3 separate regions of the Mus musculus genome follow, and all the other regions are linked to region 3. The links are chromatin loops, found by intact Hi-C in ENCODE. Cell type or tissue: heart. All regions are shown on one strand. Each heading gives the region's core, and the rest is flanking DNA. Links, peaks and the distances in the headings are about the cores only.

Region 1 (7,491 bases), core at 804-5,803, 130 kb before region 3:
GAAAGGAAAAATTCCCACTTTCCTGGAAAGCTCAAGAAAGTGTCTATCACCAGGCATGGAGAAGCTGCACAGGGACTTCCTGACACATAGACATATGGTTTCTTGGCCCAGTCTACATACACAAGTCCCTGCCAAAGTTGTTCAGAGCTGGCTCCTTGGAAGGTCTGAACAGCGGTCCCTAGTGCCTTAGCGGGCTCTATCGGTGAGGTCCAGTGACCTCTTCCTCCTCCTCCATTGCTAACCCAGGAATTTCATGTCTGTTCCTGCCCTCTGAGTTCTGTGGATTTGCCTTTGGACTGAGCTGATAACATGCCAGCAACCTTGTGAGTGGATAAAGTCTAATTGGGATTGATCTTATTAGCTAATTCATCGCTTTCCCAAGTTTGATAATAAGCTCCCTCCCCAGGGTGGCAGTGTAACACAAAAAGGCCGTGGGTTATCTATTCATGTCTTGTGGTAAGCTTAAAATTTCATTTGTGAAAACATACTCTTGGCTGGATCCTAACCCTGTCCAAATCAAAGGGGCTGGAAAATCTCAGCTTGCAAGTGTTCAGATGGAAAACAAACAAAACAGCCCTGGGGTTTAAAATAGTCATGTGACTTCCTTAACCAGTAAGTGTGCTTTACTGTCAGTATGAGAACCCAGCGTGGACACCAGGGACCTCAGACCTCAGGCAACGGGACTTCCACTCTGTCACCCTTAACTCTACTTGCCAGGTGCCAAAGTTCAGGGCTTTGGTGATTTGTGAAGAGAGGACTTTGATGCTTTTGGTTCTAAATGGGGAACTGAAAATGAAAATGTGTCAGGGAATATCTTTCCCATGCCACCTAGAGTTGCTGATATCAACAGTATCTCAGAATCATGCAATCAAATGGTACAATGTTTATTGTGCATGCTCTAAAACATTCAGGACCTTGAGCAGGAAAAACAGAAGGGCTGCGGTAGCAATGGGCTGGGTGACCTGGCAAAAAACCCTCTGTTTGTGATGAATAATCCCCATTGATCTGTAGTGAATAAATGATTGAACTGAGAAGCACCTGGGAGATTACAAAGCATACCTCGGGGTGTGTCTATGAGGACATTTCCCAGAGAGGATTAATTTATGGGGGGCGGGGGAGTGGGGGGGGGGAGGGAAACTGCCCTGGCCCTCAGGCTGGAGAACCTAGAGGGAATTAAAAAGAGTAAAGCAAAGAGACTGATCACAGTGCAGGCCTTTCCTGTGCTCCTTCACCACCGTAACGGGAGCTGTTCAGCCTCACCTTAACCTCCCTGTCTTAATGGACAGACCTCTGAACCTGTGGGCTCAATAAATCTTTCTTCCTTTGAAGTAATTATGCCAGTCATTCTGGGATGAAAAATTAACTTGCTGTCCTTATCAAGTCACCCTGTGGTCCTGCCAAATAGATCCTTGGTTTGGGAAACTATTGTACAGAGAAATTACTGAATCCTGCCCCTCCCCCCCTAAAAAAGTGCACTTTGCCAAAGGCCCTCTGGCAACATTCAAAAATGCAGTCAACTCGTGGAGGCAGACCCTGGGAACACGGGGGCTGTGGTTGGTGGTCATAGGGATAATTTCAGGATTACAAAATGTAGGAAACATCCTCTGTTCCTTAGCTTCTCATCACTGTGACCCAACAATGGCAACAGAAGGGTGAAAGAATTGCTTTCAGTTCACAGTTTCCAGTTCAGTCCATGGTCACTTGGTCCCACCTGCTTGGAAAGGACATGAGGGCAATGGGAGCATGAGGCAGAAGAAAGCTATTCCCTTCATGGTCAGTCAGGAAGCAGAGCAACACAGGAGGGGGTGGATACAACATACCCACTAAGGAACCAAGCCCAGTTACCCAACTTCCTCCAGGTAGGCCGTATCTACTAATGTTTCTATCACTATCTGGAATCCAAACTTTCAATATACAGGTCTGTGGGAGCATTTCTGCATGTCACCTGTTTAGAATTTCAGGATCCTTAGCATCACAGTTCTGCCAGGGAGGACAAGGTGTGTGATCATTTAAGGCAAAAAGGTCCAGTCCTATCTAACCCATGGGTGATTATAGATAATCCTTTGGTTTGGTAGAAATTCTAGTTAATTCTTGTTACAATCCTGTGCAATAAAGCACAGCTCTATTTCAATAAACTCTGAAGCTCCTACATCTTATGAGTAGTGTGTTGAAGAATGGACTTCCTGTGTCAGGATGAACACCTCTGCTTGTCTTAGGGAAGCATTTGGGGAGATTGGTGTCAATCCCATTAACATCAGTGCTGTGTGTCTGAGCATGTACCATGGACGGGGGCAAGCATCCTGGCTGATACTGCCCATTTGTCTTCCCATAGTCTCTGAGATCACCATCAATATTCTACTGGGTAAATTTTCTACTGTTGACACTATAAATTCGCAGCACACTGAGAAGGTACTATCTGTTTTTAGAAAATTTTAGCAACAGAACTGGAGTCATAGATTAGAAGTATAGAGGTTGCCTTCCTTGGGTAATGGCCTAGGTTTGATGCCTAGCACCTAAAGAAAGAGATATTTCGTGAAAGGGAGAGGAGAGCAAGAGGGAGAAAGAAAAAATGGGGAAAGAAGAAAGGAAGGGAGAGAGGGAGGAAGGGATGAAACACTGATTGTGGTGGCAAACTGGTTATTTGAAATTGCCAGTTTGGGCCTGGAGAGATGGCTCAGTGGTTAAGAGCACCAGCTGCTCCTTCCAGAGGTCCTGAGTTCAATTCCCAGTACCCACCTGGTGGCTCATAACTATCTATAATGAGTTCTGATGCCCTCTTCTGGTGTTCAGCTGTACATGCAGATAAAGCACTCATATATTAAAAAATAAATAAATCTTTTTTTTAAATTGCCAATGTTAAAGGAAGTTCAGCATTTAGATGGGTATTTCAAAGCAACTCTAAAATAACTTGAAGCAAACCATAAATATAAATGGAGAACTATAAAACTTTCAGATGAAACCATAAGAAACCAATTATATGACCTTGGTTTAAATACCAAAACATGATCCATAAATAGACAATTGATAAATTAGACTTCATTAAGATTAAAGCTTTTTTCTCTATAAAGGACACCTACAAGCCTGAAAGAAAAGTTAGAAATCCTTGTAGGTCACATGTCACATGAAGGAATTATTCTCAGACTACAATAGGAACTCTTGAAACTATCAAATAGAATGATAAAACACCATGCAGTTAAAAATTATGAATTGTCAATTTCTAGAAATTTCCATTTCATATTTTCTAGGCTGTTGTTGGGGCCATCTAACTCCCCCCCCCCACCCCCACCCCCAGACAGGGTTTCTCTGTGTAGCCCTGGCTGTCCTGGAACTCACTCGTGCAGACTAGGCTGGCCTCGAACTCAGAAATCCACCTGCCTCTGCCTCCCAAGTGCTGGGATTAAAGGCGTGTGTCACCACATCCCGGCCTAATTTTTCTTTTTTAATTAAATAAATTTTATGCAGACGAGGGCTTTGCCTGTGTTCATCTGTGCACCACATACATGCAATTGCCTGAAGAGTCCAGAAGAGGGCGCCGGCTCCTCTGGAACTGGAGTTAGAGATGGTATGCGCTGCTTTGTGGGTGCTGAGAATGGAACCAGCATTAAGTGCTCTTAACCGCTGAGCTATCTGTTCAGCTCCTGGGTGCATTTAATTGAAACTGAAAGGCAAAACCCAAAATAGTAGAGAGTGGCTGTGCCTGATTGTGCTCATGGCAAATCCATAGCACTGCACACCAGAAAGAGGTCATCTTGCTATAGTAAAATTTTAAAAACTGCTCTTTTGTGTTTATGTGTGTGTGTTTGGGTGGGTGGGGGATCCCATGTGCTTGCAACAACACTCATGGAGGTCTGAAGACAATCTTATGGTTTAGGCTTCGTGTTCTATCTTGAGTCAGACTCTTCTTGTTTCTGCAGCTGTGTTGGCTGCAAACTTCAGGTGAGCGGGGCCTCTGACCTTCATCAGTAGGGAACAGGGCTGTCTCTGCTTCCCTTCTCACTGCAGGGCTGCTGGATTAGAGACCATTCCACCTGGCTTTTTTTACATAAGAATACAAACTTGTGGTCATCAGACTTTCACCTGCTGAGCAATCTCCCCTGCCTTCACTATATTTAACTTTCACAAAAGATGTTGTCAACATCTGTGTTGACAATCTCTTTCTCTGTTTACAACAGAGCTTCAGCAAGATCTCACCTAGGAGATCAACAATCAACAAAACTCCCTCACTTTATTCCTCCCTCCCTCCCTCCCTCCATCTCTCCCTTCCTCTTTTCCCTTGAACACTGAACTTCAAGTCACAACACTGAGACAGGAAGACAGGAAGTCTGGAGCTGAGAGTTTCACTTGAATAACTGATAACTTTGCAGAATGTGGTACTGCAGCCAGGGTGTGGAATGGAGAATTGATTTCATCAGTTTCAGCTGTGTGTGCCTGCTTGGACTTCAGCACAGAGCTGGAACTCTGTGCTGCCACCTCCAAGGCTGGTCCAAGCTCCCCGCCCTCAGGCAGCACTTTGCAAGTGATAATCAGGAAAGCAGCTCCCAGGACCCATCAGTTGACTGAAGGTGTGTCAGGACAGGTTGTTTCTGAAATGAAGATGACCACAATTTGCCAAAAATTCCAGGCACGTGAGCATTGTGAGAACTTCCATAACTAAACGCCAAAAAAAAAAAAAAAGTAGCTTGTGCTGTATACATGTGTAAAAATGAATGGGGAAAAAGCCTTAAATAATAGCACATCTCCAACTAGTCTTTTCATTTACGTAGTCCCGAATCAAAGTGACAAGCAGCAAGAATGAAGGGCAGCAAGTTGGCTGTTCCTTACAGCTTTTAGTTTACTATGGCAAAATAGTGGAGTTTCTGGTGGAAAATGCAAGTCTGAAGAAAGATCAAAGTGGTCAGAATGGTGGAGCTAAGAAATCTGTCCTAGGAATTAGAAGTTTCTGGATTTCTTGTTCTATGTACATATTGTAAAACGATCCTGTCTCTGGGGTAATGTCTTCCACGTTCATAGCCTGTTTAGACAATAAAACTTCACAGTGATGAACCAAGTGGTAACCACAGATGATATCAAAACTCTGTTGGGGCTGGCAGATCCCTAGAGGGTCATGATAGCTGGGAAAATTATTCACCAATCTCATTTTCCAAGAAGCGTGGGCTAAGAGTATGAGTTGCCAAACCTCTAGGATGCTCCAGGGCAGGCAATCAGAGGTGCGAGTTGAGAATGCTCAGGATGGTTGAGGGGATTTTCTGTCACATGAATGCAAGTATGAGGAACAAATTCACATGGGGTCAGTTAGCACTTCTGTCCCCACTGATATAAACAAGGACACCATAGTAACACTGAACACATGAGCAATGTAAATCCTGCTTTTCTTTATAGCCATGGTTCCCCCTGCAGTGTTGGCCTTCTTGCTCACCAGGTCAAAGTGAGATTCAGATGGTTTCTAAAGCATTTTAATATCTTGGAATTTAACTTCCTGAGTGGATTGGGCTATCATTCTCTATCCACTTCAATACTCTGGTATTTCAGAGTAGACTCTGGTATCTCATTGTGAACTCCACAGCTGTCACCTGGTGAGAGTAGCCCCGGGAACAGGATTTCCTGCCTCCAACTCTGCCGTTCCTAGGTGCATCAATGCCTCTAACACTCAGAATGCTCTACTGGGCCTTAGCATTGGCTATGTGGAGTGTGGTGTTCCCTGGGTCCAGGGCAGGAAAGCAGCCACCACTGCTCCAAGATGGCAGAAGATAAAAGTTTGTAGGCGATCATTCATTCTTATGGTGTTCTTTGCCCAGAACAGAAACTATCTGTTTTCCGTTTGGCAAAGCAAGACCACAGTGGTATTAGGTCACCAATAATCCTCACCAGTGATAACATGGAAAATGAAGAGGGGACTGGCAAAGGGCCAGTTGCTTCACAGGCATGTTTTAGCAGGGGCAGAGAGTGAGTTCCTCCCTCCTCTGACTTGGAGCAGTTTCAAATGCCATGGGAAACTGGAAAGAGAGTGCAGGATGGAAAGGAGATACTGAATGATGGTCAGGGTCTACCTGTTTCCTCATAAAAAAAAATAACACTGCCATTCTTTGCTTCAACTGAACGGTTAAGGCCATTCCTGACATGTTTTAAACATTTACTTTTCTAGAAAATCCTATGAAGTGGATGTGGGACAACCCCAAAAAGGGGCCTTGAGATTCAGCCTGTGACTTAGACCTTGGGGCTAGGGTTGGGAGACGGAGGCAGGGTGGGGGTCTGGGGGGCTTAGGGGTGCTCAAGGGAGCAGGCGGAGGTCAGCAGGTGCAGGCCTCAAGGGGATTATAAATTTCCAGTGGTCTGGTCTCTACTTCACATAGCCAGATGCAAATAGGTGCCCAACCTCTTCCCTTGTTTTCTGTCCTGTCTTGGTGCGGTGTTTAGTGGAACTTACAAGCTGTGTCGGTGATGTATACAGTGCTCCTGAAGGCAAAGATGCCTTAGAGGCAGGAAGGAGCTTTGTCTCCCTCTGCCCTTCATACATGTGACCCTTGACCTTGCTTCCCGGTAAAAAGCAGATTAAAGGCTTCCTAGCCTAAGATACCTGTTTCCCACAGTGACCTCGAGGTTAGAAACCTCTTCCCCAGATAAAATATTTAGGGCAAGTGCTGTGTTACAGTGATCTAATAAAGCACGTTCAATCTCTTTGCAAGGTGTTAGGATTCAGTATCAAACAATAGCTGTAAGAACTAAGAGGTGTGGCCGTGAAGGATCCCCAGCCACCGGCCATGACAGGGGGCTGAGTGGAGACGACAAAGAAATGAGATCTGTCTTGGAGAGCAGCACAGTAGACACACTGGGTGCAGAGTGGCAGAATTTCTAGGACGTTTTGAGTCCTCATAGCCATGAATTTAAAGTGAGGCTGGCCAGCAGCTTGTTCATTTTCTTGGTCAGTCAACTATCTGGATTTAAGGGTTGAGAAATACTCTGGGTTTGGCCAGGATCAGGATTTCTTAGATGAGAATTTCAGCAAGCAAGAGGTGTGAATGCCTCAGGAAAGGGTTTGATCTTTGATGGGTAGGAAGCACGGATGTGTAGGAGGGGGCAATAGTAATGGGCAGGGGTCCTTTAGGTGTGGAGGTCGGGGCTAACAAGGGAGAGTTGGAATCCAGAGAACTAGAGAGCGTGGATGCAAAGGAAGCTCAGGAAAGTTAAGATGAAGTATCTATTGGCTGTGGTATGAGCTATCACCATGTGGATAGGAGAATGACATGGACAAAGGAAGATGCTATTGGAAGTGAGGAGGTGAAGGTCCTGGGTGGGTCCTGCTGATGACACCCAGAATAGCAAAGGACTAGGATGGTAGAAGGCAGCAACTGAGCCATGCGTCTATAATCTTCAAGGACTTATTAGGACAAGGAATTCAAACAAGCCAGGGAGCAGCATGAGCTTTAAAGCAGCTTGCGATATCAAAGAAAAGAAAGATGCTACGGAAATGGCGAGGAAACATTTAGACCTTTG
Region 2 (7,491 bases), core at 804-5,803, 870 kb after region 3:
GCTGCTGTGGAAATGGAAGATGGACTCATCCAGGAAAGGAAATGGGGGCGGGGGGGGGGTGGGACTAGAAATCGGAAAATAATAGTTGGCTGGAAAGGTGCACTAGTATATACAATTTAAGCTTTCAGGAAAGCAAGAATGGTTGTCTCCAAGTGCAGAGAACACATTACCTGACTTCCTGTTTCTCTTGCTCTCACTTTCTTCCTAGTTTTGCCCTGCTCCTTTCTCTCCCTACAGGTAATGGAGATGGGAATTTCACTTAGTTTCGTGAAATGTTTAACCTATAACAGGAGTGGTATTTAATTTCTTTTTAGCTTCATTATGTTTAAACAAACCAACTCTAGGTCCCTTCTTCATAAAATCCATAATTAAATTCTGAGCTTTAGAGGTAGTAGCCAAGATGGAGTGTGCTTTGGGGGTACCAGATTGCTGTAGGCAATCTTGATCTGCAGCCTTTCACAACCACCCATCCTGAAAATGCCTGTATCCCAGAGGCTTTGGTGCTTGATTTTGGCTTCTTTTGTCTTAAAGTCCCATCCCCCACCCCCCCATCTCCTCCAGCATGCCTTGGGATTCAAATGTAGATGGCATGCAGATTATTGGGAGAATAGGACCAACCGAGGCTGACTTGGCTATTGAGAGAGAAAGAAGGGAGGGAAGAGGAGACCTCCAATTTTAAGTTTTCAGCCATTGTTCTCTAGAGATGGGAAATGGCTGTGGTACCTGATCTGAAGAGTTGTACTCGGTGGTATTGGCTTGTGTGGTTCTGGAGAAAGAGTAAAATGGACTGTTTGAATCTCCTCCACTGGTTCAAGTCAGGTAAGGGTTGAAGCTTATTGATGTGCGTTGTAATTGTGTGTGTCCATTGTCTCATGTTGACCACTTCCATACCTTTTAAAATATGTACTGTGCGCCCTGCACTTAGTACTGTGTGGTATAAATTTTGGACAGTCTTCCTGAAGAGTTTGGGAGTACTTCCACACCCACGCACTTGGTCTTGGTAACTGGTTAAAAACTGCACTATTTCATAACGGTGGTATAAATTCAAAGACACAAAGCGATCTTAGGCATATTTACTTTTGTTATAAGCACTGATAAAACGTTTATATTAAAAAGTGAAGGAGGAAGGCGGCATTTGAAAGTAAGATAAGTTCAACTTATCCTCAATTTGCAGAGTAGCATTTAATAATCCAGTGGTTGTTGTAAATGGAGGGAAACGAGGAAGCCAGGGAAGAAGGGGTTAAATGAATAGCTGAAAATGTGGTCAGATTTTCCATCTCTAGTGGAAGCCACCTAATTCATTGGAGGAGAGGCAGTTGGTTCTGAGTTTATGAGACTGGCTTGCTCCTGCTTTGGTGGAGTCTACCGGGAGTTACACCTCCAAATGTGGGTAGTCATAATTTAGATCTTCGATGTTGTCAAATTGAACTTTTCTGGGTTACTCTTCTCAGGTTTTTATCCTCCCCACCCCCCAGTCTGGTTTTTTTCCACCACGGCGATGAACTACTTTACTTTGTATACTAGCTCGTCGACTGAAAATGGTTGCTGTGTCTCTCCATCCTCTTTTGGAGGTAGGATAGGATTGAAGGCTCTTTAGAGATTAGTGTGAAGAGTAGAGATGTTTTTACTTATTTTGGTGTCCACTCTTGGACCTGAGTTTGAATGTGAGACGTTATATGCGCATTGTCTTTTGAGGATCCCTGTTTTTTCTTCAATTTCCTGGTATGTTTGCTCATCGCTTGAGCACTTGACACACAAACGACTTTGAGATTCCTTTGTATAAAGTCCTAATTCTTAGCTTCGAGGAGTTTAACGATTATGTAGATGAATTAGTATAATAGGACATGAGGCGATCCTCCAGTGTAGCAAACAAAGAAACGCTTAAGTGGGAAGGAGGCCTGTTGGAGGTGGCACGGCATTGGCTGAGCCACCTGTGAAAGGCGGAGCTTGAGGTACCTTAAGTTGTTGATGAGTAGGCCTCCTTAACTTGTGGTTCTTGTTTAGGAATCTGATTATGCTTTCTTTGGCCACTGAAATTCCAGCTCATTAAATATCAACTTATGTCATATGCAGAGGGTGGTGTTTGGGATAGGAAATTCAAATGTGAAGATGAAGAACGGATAAACACTAAAATATACTGAGATAGCGCTGCAATGGAGCACTCACGCATCGAGTGCTTTGGGGGAGTCCCCGGAGAGACGTATGGAAGACCAGGCTTTCGAGGTGTTGGTGGTAGTAGTTTTAAGGTTCAAGAGGGCTTTGCAGGCATAGGAGTCACAACCACCAGCACCTACCCGAAGACTTGGCATTTGTACTGTCAGACACCTGGGTATGGGAAAAGGCAGGGAACTGGACGTCAGTGGCTTTTAGAATGCTGTTCTACATAAACTAGTTGGGTTTAAAGAAGAAAACTGTTATGAGGAGCCCGATGTCTGGGAGGTCGGTTAGGATAGAGTTCTGAGGACTGGGACTGGGTGTCGGAGAGGAAGCTTTGGAGGCAATGGGAAGTGATGCGGACTTCCAGTACGACTTAAGGGGAGAAAGTATTGGTAGTGCCCCGAGGGGACGTCCCATTCATTGTGTTGCTTGCTGTTTGGAGGAAGCTAGGTCCATAGCCTCTTTCCCTATCGTCCAGTTTCCTGGCAGATGAGTTGTTCTGATAGGACCCGCTCTACCCATCCCACCTATAACATAAGGAAAGGCCAGCCCGTTGCAGCTGACTGAGAGGGAGTGTTGTCTACCCGGTCCCCACATGGAGCGTCACCATTGACAGCTTCGTTTCTTTAGAAAGTAGACCTCCCGGAGTCCACATTCGGTACACTCCTCTCCGCTCCCCTTAAGAGGAGGTGGACACTTAGGAGGAACCCGAGGCCTGGCGGAGGGAAGCTGCGGGCAGAGTGAGACGGCCGCGCCCTCGCGCCGCCCTCCCCGGTGCCCAGATCCCACCCCGGTAGGAGGCCCAGCTGGCGACACGCGGCGGGGCGCGCGGTCCCGGCTCCGGGTCTTGGCTGCGGCCGCCGGGGCGGCGGGCACGTGGCAGGGCGGGAGACTCCACCTGGCCACGCCGCTGGCCCCTAGATGGCTGGCGCTGTCCCCGGCCGGCGGCCGCTGCGGGAGCACGGAGGCATCTGCTGCGCTATCCCGGTCACAGGCGCTAACAGAACCGCTGCTGCCGTCGGGTCGCGACTTCAGACGCGTGCCCACCGTCCCGCCAGGTCCCTTACTCAACTTCGGATCGGTTTACCTGCCCCAGCGGGCACAGTCACCGTTCTCCGCGACCCTCAAGCACCGCCCGGTCCCGCCCTCTGCTGGGCAACTAGCGCCCACGTCCAGGCAGGGCCGGTGGGCGGTGCCGTGGCCACACAGACCCCGGGGAGCGGGACTTGGGCAACTCGGAGCCCCGCCCACCCCAACTGGCCCCGCCCACCACAATGTGCGGCCCCGCCCACCCCACCCGACTCCTCCCCTTCCTGCCGGCTTGCTCCCTGCAGCCCGCCGCTGGCGCCCAGGCCCGGAACGGAGTCCGTACTCCCCTTGGCCGCCCCGCCCCGCCGCCTCCCACCCCTCCCGCGAGGGCGGCCCGAAAACCCGGAGCGCGGGAGCGTTGCTCCGCCGGGCCGGGCGGCAGCACTGGGCATGCTCAGTAGCCGGGGCAGGTTTTTCGGTCGCAAGTAGGAAGCTTTTTGCACTACACCGGAGACCGGGAGCCACGGATCCCGCCGCACAGCCCGCAGCGCCCGCACCGCCGCCGCGCCCGCCCCAGCCCGTCCGGCCCCTGGCGGGCGCGATGAACCCGCGCCTGAGCCTCAGCCGGCCCGCCGGGCACTGAGCGCGGGCGCCCAGGGCGCGTTGCGCAGCTGCTCCTGCGCACAACCCCGCTGCCGCCGGCCCGCACCGGCCGCCCGGAGCGAGAGGCTGGTCCGTGCACTGCGCCCGGCGCCGGCCGCGGAGCAGGAAGCGCAGGCCACGCAGGGACCCAACTGGAACAAAGTGTCTGCCGCCGGGTGCCGCGCCCCGACCCCGCCGCGCCCCTGCGCCGCCCACCATGGCCTCCGAGGAGCTGTACGAGGTACTCCCCTCCCCCCGGCGGCGCCCCCGGCCCGCGGGCCTCCGTGCCCGGTTTGCTGGACGGGAAGCGTGCGCCAGCCCCCGGAGCGAGCGGCGGCCGGAGGGGCCGACGGGCGGGGGCGCCGGAGTTGCCGGGCCGGGCGGGGGGAAGTGGCGCTGACACGAGCGACTTGCTCAGACTCAGCCCAAAGTGCTGCTGGCGAGGGGAGCCCGTGCCTGAGCGCGGCAGGGTCCGTGGGCGGCGCGGGGGTGCTTTTCCTGCCCGTTTGGTCGAGCCGGGTGGACAGGGTGTCGCCTCACGGGGGGCCCGTGCGGCTGTCTCCACTCGGGTACTAGCCAGAGAGATGCAAAATTTCGCACCGAAAATGCTGAGCGTTGACCACATGCTTTAATTAGGTTAGCATTGTGGCCGGAGCCAGGAAATTGAACTTAAACGCTGATGCGCTGTCGTCGCAGCCTTGCGAGTAGGAAAGGGTTCTAAGAGTCGAGGCGATGAGTTATGGGTGATGGGTCTGCCAGCTTTAACTTCAAGTTTGAGAGTTATCGGTCTGGATCTTTCACGTATTCTGAATGTCTCCACATAACTCCTTGACGTATTTCAAAGTAGACTTCCTGGGAGTACAGAAGGGTAAAAGCTGTGCCTTTGGAATACGTTGTTGGTTTCACATATTTGTACATTCATCTTTTTAAGAGGCTTAAAACTCTCCAGATTCTATCCAGACTCACCTTTAGGATGCCTTTAGGAACTTGGCTGTTTAGGGATTGAAATGGGCATCTGTAACTGCAGCCTTGTGTGATCCTTCCAAGGGGGTACCGCCTTCAGTGTGTATAGCTGCTTTCGGCATAGACTGAAGCTTTGCTGACAACAATGAGGCTTGTAGCAACTTTTTGATGAGTTTTGGTTGCTTTGAAAAAAAACCAAAGGTTTACAAAAGTCCTTCGAAGGAGGCTACCTTCTATAGACCAAGGGGAAGGCTGTTGCTTGCCCTTTATTTGAGCTTCAGTCTACTGTACCTATCATTGAAAATTGTCTCCCCCTTTCAACCATTTTACACATTAGCAGTGCCCTACTGTATTCAAGATGCTCTCTTAGGTCACTGGGGGATATGAAGAGAAAACTCCACTCTCCCGAGAAGCTTGGCTTCCAGGAATGGAAGTGTCTTGATGGGTGCCAGCACAGTAGAGGCTAGGATGTAGAAAAGATGTCTTACTCACCAAGTCGTGGAAAGTACAGAAAGTACTGAGTGTGATCAAGGTGGGGATTTACTTGTCACATTAGATCATTCTTTGGTGGCTGACTCTTGTGTGTTCACTGTTGAGCTTCTTGGGGGATTCTAAATATGGTTCCCATTTGGTATCTGGGGGAGAGGTGCACATTATACATAAGTTGTATCCTCCGTGGGTAAAGATGACACACACTGATTGTGTTAGGAATTAGTAAAGTTACTTTCTGTTTATTCTATAGCTTCCTGTTTTCTACTCACCATTTTTTCTGACAGAGGTCACTTAGAGATAAATAACATCTTATACCAAGTTTGTGTTCATTCAGGGTGATTTTGAATGTCTGTGGTATGGAGGCTTAGAGGTAGAGGCATGTCATGGGCAGTGCTCTCAAGAAGCAGCTCTTGGGGAACAGATAGCTACAGTGCAAGTAAGTGGTGTACCTGGGCCATGGCAGTTTCCAGTCTGGGTCTTTCCTTAGTTTGTTTTGAGGGAAAAGATAACATGAAGATACGACTAAAGTGATGAAAGCCATTGTAGGTGTGTTCTGGTTGGTATCTTTTAAGCTTCCTTCTAACTTCTTTACTTGATGGAAACATCGGGACTGTATTACAACTAAAAGTTGATGTTTAAGGGGTGGTGGCACAGCACTTGGGAAGCAGTGTTGTGAGTTTGGGGTCAACCTGGTCTACAGAGCCTGTTCTAGGATAGCCAAGACTGCAAAACAAACAAACAAACAAACAAACAAAACAACAAAACCCCTCTCTGGAAAAAGTAAAAAAGACAACAGAAAAGCTGATGTTGAAGTTACACACTTGTAATCTCGGACTCAGGAGGCTGAGACAGGATCAGGAATTTCAGGACATAGTGAGCCTGTCTCAAACAAACAAACAAACAAACAAACAAACAAACGGGCCAGTGAGAGGGGTTAGCAGGTGAAGGAAGGCTTCTCCCACCAAACCTAAGTACCAGAGTTTGGTCAGTGTTGTGTTACATGGTGAAGGGAGAGAGTTGACTTCTACAGATGTCACTTGGAGCCCCCACACCAAAACTCAACATGTAAAATGAGTACACTTACAAAAAAGGGGGGAAGGAAAAGTGATATTTGGAAGTTTTGCATAGTGGCCAAGAGTCTGAATCTAGTCAAATAGCTTGTTACTGAAGTCCAGTTGTCATGTTGAGTAAATTAACCTTGAAAGCTATTTCCTCGTCTGTGGAGGTGGGATCAATGCTTCACTTAGAGAGCTGTGAGCTTTATATGAAGAAATACTTAAAACACTCTAAGAGGTAATCAGCTGGGTGGTGGTGGCGCTTACCTTTAATCCCAGCACTTGGGAGGCAGAGGTAGGTGGATTTCTGAGTTCGAGGCCAGCCTGGTCTACAGAGTGAGTTCCAGGACAGCCAGGGCTACACAGAAAAACCCTGTCTCAGAAAACCAAAAAAGAAAGAAAGAAAGAAAAAAAAGAGGTATTCAGTCCTGTTCTATAACTGATCTAAAATGCCCAGTCGTGTTTTTGTTTAAAAAGATACAGCATTTGCTCACAGAGGCCCTATTGTAGTAGGAGTGATACCCAACTGTAGATGAACTCTATGGTCTGTCTGTCTGTCTGGGCAGAACACCATGTGCTTCAGAGGCCAGGTCAAGGGAGAATAGTTTTGTCCTGTTTTTTTTTCTGGTTGTCCATAAATTGAAATGCTCTGTGTTTGGCCTGAGGCTCTACAGATGTAGAACACTGAAAAGACTTGCCCTTAGTACCCCACCTTGATTGGAGGGCGGGTTTTCCTGAACCGTGGTGGGTGGTCCTTTCTCACTTATGTCTGTAACACTTAGCCTGGAACCCTGTATATAGTAGGAGATCCTTAGTGTGACTAAGTGACTATTGGAACTACGTTTTGTGAATGAAAAACAAGGGACTGATCTTTTGGAGGGTAGAGCATCATCAGTCTTCCAGAATTCAAAGAGCTCATTAGTTGAAGGGTAGAATAGACGCAGTCCCTATATCTCCAGCAGCTAAGTAGGGCAGGGTGAACTCATATTTGTGTGTTTGTGGCTCATGTATAGTCACACCTTATAGTGTATGTGTAGATGTTAGAGAACAACTTTGGGGTCTCTTCTCTCCTAGTTCAAGGTTCTTTATGTAGAGTTGAGTCTTGCCTTCTGATAAGCCATCTTGCTAGCCCAAAGCCTGTTTTTAATTAATC
Region 3 (7,491 bases), core at 1,005-6,004:
ATGGTGTTATGCACCACCATGCCAAGTTTCAGTACAGGATCTCGATAAGGTAGTCAATAAGTATATCAAGACAAAATCATGGGGAGGGGTGAAACTGTCTTTTTTTTTTTAATGTGCAGAATGAGAAACTTGTGAGTTAAGTGGGGTATACTTAAGAGGAAGAGTTATTGAGACCCAGGTCAGAGGAAAACCAAGAGCACATTAGGGTAGGTGCATTTCCCTTCCCTTTTGTGATCATCCCTTAACCATTCAAGTTATCTCTGGGTAGTGATTTCAGCATCAATTTCATATTGCACACAACACGGCAACTTATATACCTCTCTCAGAGACTGCAAAGCATTTTTATTTTTTTATATTATTATTATTATTTTGGTTTTTCGAGACAGAGTTTCTCTATATAGCCCTGGCTGTCCTGGAACTCACTTTGTAGACCAGGCTGGCCTTGAACTCAGAAATCCACCTGCCTCTGCTTCCCAAGTGCTGGGATTAAAGGTGTGTGCCACACCACCGCCCAGCCGTAGTTAGGGTGTGCTGTGCACAGACACCATGACCAAGAACTCTTCTCATAAAGACAACATTTAACTGGGGCTGGCTTACAGGTTCAGTCCATTATCAAGGTGGGAACATGGCAGCATCCAGGCAGGCTTGGTGCAGGGGCAGCTGAGAGTTCTACATCTTCATCTGAAAGCTGCTATCAGAATACTGGCTTTCAGGTAGCTAGGATGAGAGTCTTATAGCCCACACCCACAATGACATACCTACTCCAACAAGGCCACACCTTCTAATTGTTCCACTCCCTGGGCAGAGCATATACAAACCATCACAAAAACTACCATTTACTCATATAGGCCATTTTGCTCATTGCTTAATTTATTGTGTTTATACAATGAGAACTATTATCCCCAATTTATTGGGTGGTAAAACTAGGAAAAAATTTTAATTGTTCTTGGTTGCACAGCAAACAGTGAAACCCCTTGCTGACATAAATCCTATGTTCATGTAAGTGCATTTTTATTACATCTATTTTGTGTGTTCATGAACAGAGGTCAGAAGACAATCGATGAGGGGGTCTGGGTATTGAACCTAGCTCCTCGGGTCTCTTTTTTTTATTGTTGTTTGTTTTTTGAGACAGGGTTTTTCTGCGTAGCCCTGGCTGTCCTGGAACTCACTCTGTAGACCAGGCTGGCCTCGAACTCAGAAATCCGCCTGCCTCTGCCTCCCAAGCGCTGGGATTAAAGGTGTGTGCCACACCACTGCTGGGCCCTCAGGTCTCTTGACAGGCATCTTTTCCCACTTGAGCCACCTCACCAGCCAGCCCTTACTTTTAGAACATTGTTCTAGGTGTTTCTCTTTATAGTTAATACTGCTGCAAAGCTGATACAATCTAGATACCTAGTAACAAGGACAACAATCTAGTTAGAAGATGCTTGGCAAACCAGAATGAAGCAAAAACTGCTATGTGAAAAAGAGCAAGCGATGACACTGTGTACACAAGTGTGAAATTTAATATTTCACATAGGAAAGGGCTAAAAATAAGCCAACATGTTCGGGCTGGTTCAACGTGGAATTATCCACTTGGGGGATGATTTTCCTTTACTTTGAGTTTGTCCAAATTCACAAATGCACAGAAGTATTTTAAAACAACAAAAAAATTACACTAAGACAGGCATGATGCCTCAAGCGTGTTAACACCAGTTTGGCGTCTTCCCATTAAAGGTCCAAATCCCAATTTTAAACCTAAGTGCTGCTCAAATGGCTTCTACACTCTTCAAAGACACCTGGAAACTCCAAGAGTCAACGGGTTTTACGATGCTCGTAATTTGTTTGTAGTCTGTTACAATTAGCCTATTGAGAGCTCACTGGGTTCCATGGCAACCGTGTACGAGATTAGTAGCTCTCCACAGAAATACACATATTTCAAATATATTTTTCAATTATTTAAAGAATGCCCAGCTCGTTTGGAATAATACTTGAAGCAACCACAGATGGTAGGAAAAGATGAAACGTTCACAAAGACACGCTTGCCTCCAAAGCCTCAACTTTTTGCATTGTCTGCCGGCGCCGTGGTCTCCACGGTGTCACCGAACAAGGCGGACCTCTACTTGAGGGATCTTGGGGTACGCTCAGACGCAATCTTGGCAAGCCGCTGTGCTGACGTTGCCGCAGAGGAGAGGTCGGGGCTGAGATCGGGAGGCGGAGACCAGCTGAGCTGGAGCAGGGAACTGGGAGGGCCTCCCCATAGCTGCCCGCCGCAGTTCTAACGCCACAACCACCGCCCGCAGCTTTGAACACGCCCACGCTTTCTTCTGGCCACCAGCACGCATGCGTCTCTCCGGCTGGCCAAAAGACTTCCGGGAAGCTGGTTCCGCTGTGCAGAGCTCACTTCCGTCCTGATCCGCGGAAACTGCGGCTATGGGTCGGGCGGTTCCTTTACCAGGGCCCCGAAGAGGAAAAAAAAAAAAAAAAAAAAAAAAACCCAAGGAATTGTAATTGTCTGGTCTGTCACTTTGTAAACGTTTCCTGCACGAGTAAGCTAATGTTTCAATATCTGCTAACAGTAACAGCTTGGGATGCCTTTAGGCATCGATTTCGCTCTCCAATTCGTAATAGCGTGGAAATGAACTTGGGTGAAAAAGAAAATCTTCCATGGAAAAGTTTTCCAGCACCAGCTCCTTTAGAAGTGCTTTATTTATTTTATTTTTTATTTATTTATTTTTTGGTTTTTCGAGACAGGGTTTCTCTGTGTAGCCCTGGCTGTCCTGGAACTCACTCTGTAGACCAGGCTGGCCTCGAACTCAGATCCGCCTGCCTCTACCTCCCGAGTGCTGGGATTAAAGGCGTGCGCCACCACTGCCCGACAAGAGCATTTTTATTACATTTATTTTGTGTGTCCGGGCTTAGAAGTGCTTTATTTTACTCTGTGAAGAATGGTGTCTGTAAATCGGAAATCGGTCTTATTTCAGTATCACCATTATCTCCAACGTATTCCTCCCAGAAACAGAAAACTTAATTCCCATATAAAGCATACCATAAAGAACAGAAGGTCAAAAGGGGACCTGGCAGATATTCTGGCTGTTTAAATTAGGCCAGGTCTACGAGCTCTCCGCTAGCCAATCAGCAACAAGGAGAGACACAGCAGGTTTCACCCACTACTGGATCACATGGAGAATCAGCTCTCAGCAATGCACCCGACCCCTTTCTTTGCTGCTGTCTCCAGCAGGTCCCTACACTTACACACTTACACACTCACACTTACACACATAACCAGCGCTCTAAGTGAATCAGGCCTTCTTCTCCCCACGGCCCGCCCCCTAGCCCCGGAAGTTACGTTCCGCGCCCCGCCCCCGGACGCCGAGTTTTTCTATCCGGATTCTTAGCGCGGACTCCCGAGTGCCGCTTTTCTCTACGTGCTCCGCACATGCGCGGCTGCCTGTCCCTTCTTCCTCCGCTTCCACTGGCGTCCACGGTTCGCCGAGCCGCCGCCAGCATCGCGGAGGAGTCGGGAAGTTCAAGATGGCCGCCACGGAGCCCCCGTCCCTGCGGGAGCAAGCTGAGTAAGTGCACCGCGCGGGTGTGTCGGAGCTGGGCCTCCAGGCCGGCAATGCGGGGGACGGCGGCGGCGGCGACCTGCGCGACGGGCGGGAAAGTTCAGGCCTAACGGCGACAGCCAAACTTTGCCTTGCCGCGCGCCGTGGGTGGTGCGGCGGGAGGCGTGGGAGCGGCCTGGGCTTTGCTGCCGGTGGGGCCGCGGCTGTTGAGGTGCCGGCAGCGCGGCCTGCTGTCCGTCGTTGCCCCGGGAGGCGGCGGCACGAGCGGCCTCTACAGGTCCAGTTAGCGTGGTGGCTGCTGCTGCCCTGAGGTCGCGCCTTCCTGCACCTCCCTGGGGGACCGTGGAGCTCTCCGATCTCAACCCTCGGTGATCTCCTTCCCTAAAGAGACCCGAGGAATAGTGGCGGCCGGCAGGCTAAGCCCCGCTTTCCTAACGCATATGCTATCCTTGCGATCCTGCTGATGGTAAAAGCAGAGACGGGGGTGCTAGGGTCACACTTTTGACTGTCCCGGAAATTGTGCTAGCGAAGTCCTTTGCCCTTTACTCTTCCTTCCAACCACAACCCGGTATTTCTCTGTCCATTGGTAGCTTATTTCTAACTTTCAAACTTGAGGCAAAGTAAGGTAGACTACCTGGGTTTTGAGGCCTGGCAGTTTTTTGCCCTAGTTTGTTTTTGCCTTTAGGAAGGGACATGGGAGAAGTATTAGGAATCGTTGCTACTTCTAAATCATTCTAATCTGTGTTTTTAATTAAGCGACTATAGAAGTATTTGAAGCCAAGAGAACACATCCTTGAATAAGCAAAAGGACTAGCTGTTGCTTAAAGAAGAGCAGTGTTTTGTTTCCCACGTTTATGCGAGGAAAGCTTAACTTTAAAGAGAATACCACTGAAGACTGGGTGGCAACAGCAACCCCCCCCACCCCCCACCCCCCAGTTACATCTGCATTATCTATGTTTTCAGCCTGTTTAGGAAAGTGTTTGATACCGTTTCCAGCAACTTGTGACAGATAGCTTGGTTTCTTTGCTGAGAATCTAGTTTGGGGTTCCCCTGTCATTTACTTTACTCAGCTTGACAGAGAATTTGTTTTTATTAAGTATGCTTGAAAGTTGCATTGTGGTTGTGACAATTGGGCTTAGCAGAGAACAGATAGGATTTTAAGATAGCTTATTGTCCAAGTTCATGGTGTGGCAGTTACAGGATGTTAGTTTAGCTTGATGGGTGTCTTCGGCTGTTCAGCTAAGTAGTTCTGGCAATCTGAAAAGTTCTTGGTATTATGTCCATTCACTTAATTTGAGGGGAGGATCCATTCACATTTATTTTGAGTCAGAGTCAGCCCTATTATTTGCGTATTTAATCCTATCTTTATAAGCGTGGGTTTGTTTAGGCTCTGGCAACTACATAACACTGATGGTAGTTTTTAATTTATCCTCCCTTCCCCCATAGAAATTGTGTAAATGGAATTCTTCTCAATGTGTCCTATTTTTGCTAATTTGAAAATAATTAATGGAGTAAATAACAGTTTGATATGAAAGCAGGCACTATGTGTGTTGCTGACCTAAATGGCTTCAAGTTACTCTGAATAGCTTGTAGTTACAGGAAGCTATTCAAAATAGAAAAATTAAGGGCACACATATTACATAGTTTACATTTTCCTTAAAGGCTCAAATGGCTTTTGTTTTACTGGCCTGTACATTTGTCAGCCTCTTTACTTCAGCTTTAAAAAAAAAATAAATGTATTCGAAGTCACCAGGGACCAGGTACTATTCAAATCATTCAAATAGTAGCTCATTAATTCTTGTAACAATCCTGTGGCGCTGGGTCCTGTTGTTGCTGGTATTTTGTGGGTGATGAAACTAACACAGAGACATGAAGTAGTTTGCTCAAGGTCGCACTGTGATAGCCACATTTAACTTTGTAAATGTGGCTCTAAAGGCCAGCTCCCGACTGCTGTACTGTGGCTTCTTCACTTGCCTCTAAGATTTAAAATAATGTTTTTTGCTAGTGTCCCAGAAAGATGGTTGTAGGGAGTGAGGGGGAATTAAGGATCAAACTAAGAACCCTTTTGCACATGTTAATAAGCAAGTACTTTACCCCTGAGCCACATTGTCAGCCTGAGATCATTGAGCAGGGCTGACACTAGGAGTAAACCCAGAGCCTAACATGCACTAGCCTAAGTCCTACCGTGGAGATGTACCTTACTCCCCTGAGCTGGCTGTGTCTTTTCAGGCTGGCCTCCCAAAGGTTGCATTTACAAGCATCCCTACCATGCCCAGCCAAAGATGTGTTTTTGATGTGGTGTTTATAATACATTAAAATTTAATTCCTGAAACATGATTTGGAAAAGGAAAAGCAGAAACTAGGTTTAAGACCAGTTGGTCTTTGGGATCCATTCTAACTCCTGGCTCCATCAATTCTGTTGTAAAAGCATTTCAGTTTGGAAGAGAAAAGTCATTTAGTTACTTCCTTTACATTGGACTTTGCTCAATATTGACATATTTTTAAAGAATTGTCTTTTTTTTAAAAAAATTGTGTAGCTTGCTTGCCTATAAGGCATAAATGGAATGCTTCCCAAATCAATTTATAAAGACTATCCTAGCTGGACAGTGGTGGTGCAAACCTTTAATCCCAGCATTCCAGAGGCCCAGGTAGAGGTGGGCTAGTTTGAGGACAGCCAGGGCCACACAGAATTCCTGTCTTGAAAAGCAAGGGTGGGTGTCTTAGTCAGGGTTTCTGTTCCTGCACAAACATCATGACCAAGAAGCAAGTTGGGGAGGAAAGGGTTTATTCATCTACACTTCCATACTGCTGTTTATCACCAGGGAAGTCAGGACTGGAACTCAAGCAGGTCAGGAAGCAGGAGCTGATGCAGAGGCCATGGAGGGATGTTACTTACTGGCTTCCTTCCCCTGGCTTGCTCAGCCTGCTCTTATAACCAAGACTACCTGTCCAGGAATGGCACCACCCACAAGGGAACCTCCCTTCTTGATCACTAATTGAGAAAATGCCTTACAGTTGGATCTCATGGAGGCATTTCCCCAACTGAAGCTCCTTTCTCTGTGATAACTCCAGCCTGTGTCAAATTGACACAAAACTAGCCAGTACAGTTGACCCCTTGTCAACTTGACACACAAACACATCAGTATTAAGCCTCAACCCTTAGTTTTTATTCATCCCCAAGATCTAAACAACTTTAAAAGTCCCAGTCTTTACATATTAAAAGTTCAATCCTTTCAAAATATCCAGTATCTTTTAAAATCCAAAGTACTTTAAAATTCAAAGTCTCTTAACTGTGGGCTTCACTAAAAAACTTCCTTCAAGAGGGGGAAATATCAGGGCACAGTCACAATCAAAAGGGAAAATTAAACTCTAACTGCCCAATATCTGGGATCCAACTCACAATCTTCTGGGCTCCTCCAGGGGCTTGGGTCACTTCTCCAGCCCTGCCCTTTGTAGCACACAGCTTGTCCTCTAGGCTCCAGCTGCCTGTGCTGCACTGCTGCTGCTGCTCTTGGTGGTCATCTCATGGGACTGGCATCTCCAAACACTGCTGTCTTCCGCTGTGACTAGGCTTCACCAATAGCCTCTTACAGGCTCTCCTCATGGTGCTAAGCCTCAACTCCTTTGCATGACCCCTTCAGTCCTGGGACATCAATTGCAACTGAGGCTGCACCTTCACCAATGGCCTTCCATGGCCTCTCTCAGTGCTCTTCATGACCCCTTCATGCCTTTAAAACCAGTACCACCTGGGTGACTCTTACACATTCCATGTCCAGCCACAGAGAAGGTACAATCTTGGCTATCTCCCCAACTTGCTTCTTGGTCATGATGGACAAAAGTCCAGGAATAGAAACCCTGACTAAGACAGTGGGATTATCTGTTGATAACCAGGCATGATGTTGTACACCATACACCTTTAATTCCAGCTCTTGGGATGCAGATT

What was found. A loop is a pair of places that touch in the nucleus more often than their neighbours do. Peaks named below come from ENCODE experiments on the same cell type or tissue, not always from the same donor. Only the 100,000 strongest peaks of a DNase experiment are listed, where the experiment ranks them.
Region 1: it touches region 3 in a loop (2.6-fold over the local background); 6 of 42 quality-filtered maps call a loop at or near these places.
Region 2: a loop joins it to region 3, with 2.8 times the contacts of the local background. A loop is called at or near these places in 2 of 42 quality-filtered maps.

What each region holds. Positions count from the first base shown.
Region 1 is chr13:34,737,929-34,745,419 of GRCm38, forward strand. The region is part of intron 1 of Fam50b (family with sequence similarity 50, member B); the gene reads left to right. Among named protein-coding and RNA genes, the nearest start is that of Fam50b, 6.8 kb to the left of the region's middle. In heart, for the core only: CTCF peaks have their summits at 2,778 (motif pointing left) and 3,548 (motif pointing right); no DNase peak of the experiment used is centred there.
Region 2 is chr13:35,737,820-35,745,310 of GRCm38, forward strand. All of the region lies in intron 3 of Cdyl (chromodomain protein, Y chromosome-like), which reads left to right. Among named protein-coding and RNA genes, the nearest start is that of Cdyl, 82 kb to the left of the region's middle. In heart, for the core only: a CTCF peak has its summit at 3,301 (motif pointing left); DNase peaks (open chromatin) are centred at 3,012, 3,562 and 4,332; H3K4me3 peaks cover 3,521 bases; H3K27ac peaks cover 3,057 bases; H3K27me3 peaks cover 765 bases.
Region 3 is chr13:34,872,141-34,879,631 of GRCm38, forward strand. Prpf4b (pre-mRNA processing factor 4B) reads left to right here and starts at 3,389. Exons shown (of 15, transcript NM_013830.3): 1 at 3,389-3,554. The coding sequence starts at 3,514. It overlaps Gm36839 (a long non-coding RNA gene), which reads right to left and starts at 3,100. Exons shown (of 2, transcript XR_382181.1): 1 at 3,029-3,100; 2 at 1,488-2,428. In heart, for the core only: a CTCF peak has its summit at 3,815; DNase peaks (open chromatin) are centred at 2,261, 3,341 and 3,891; H3K4me3 peaks cover 3,781 bases; H3K27ac peaks cover 3,609 bases.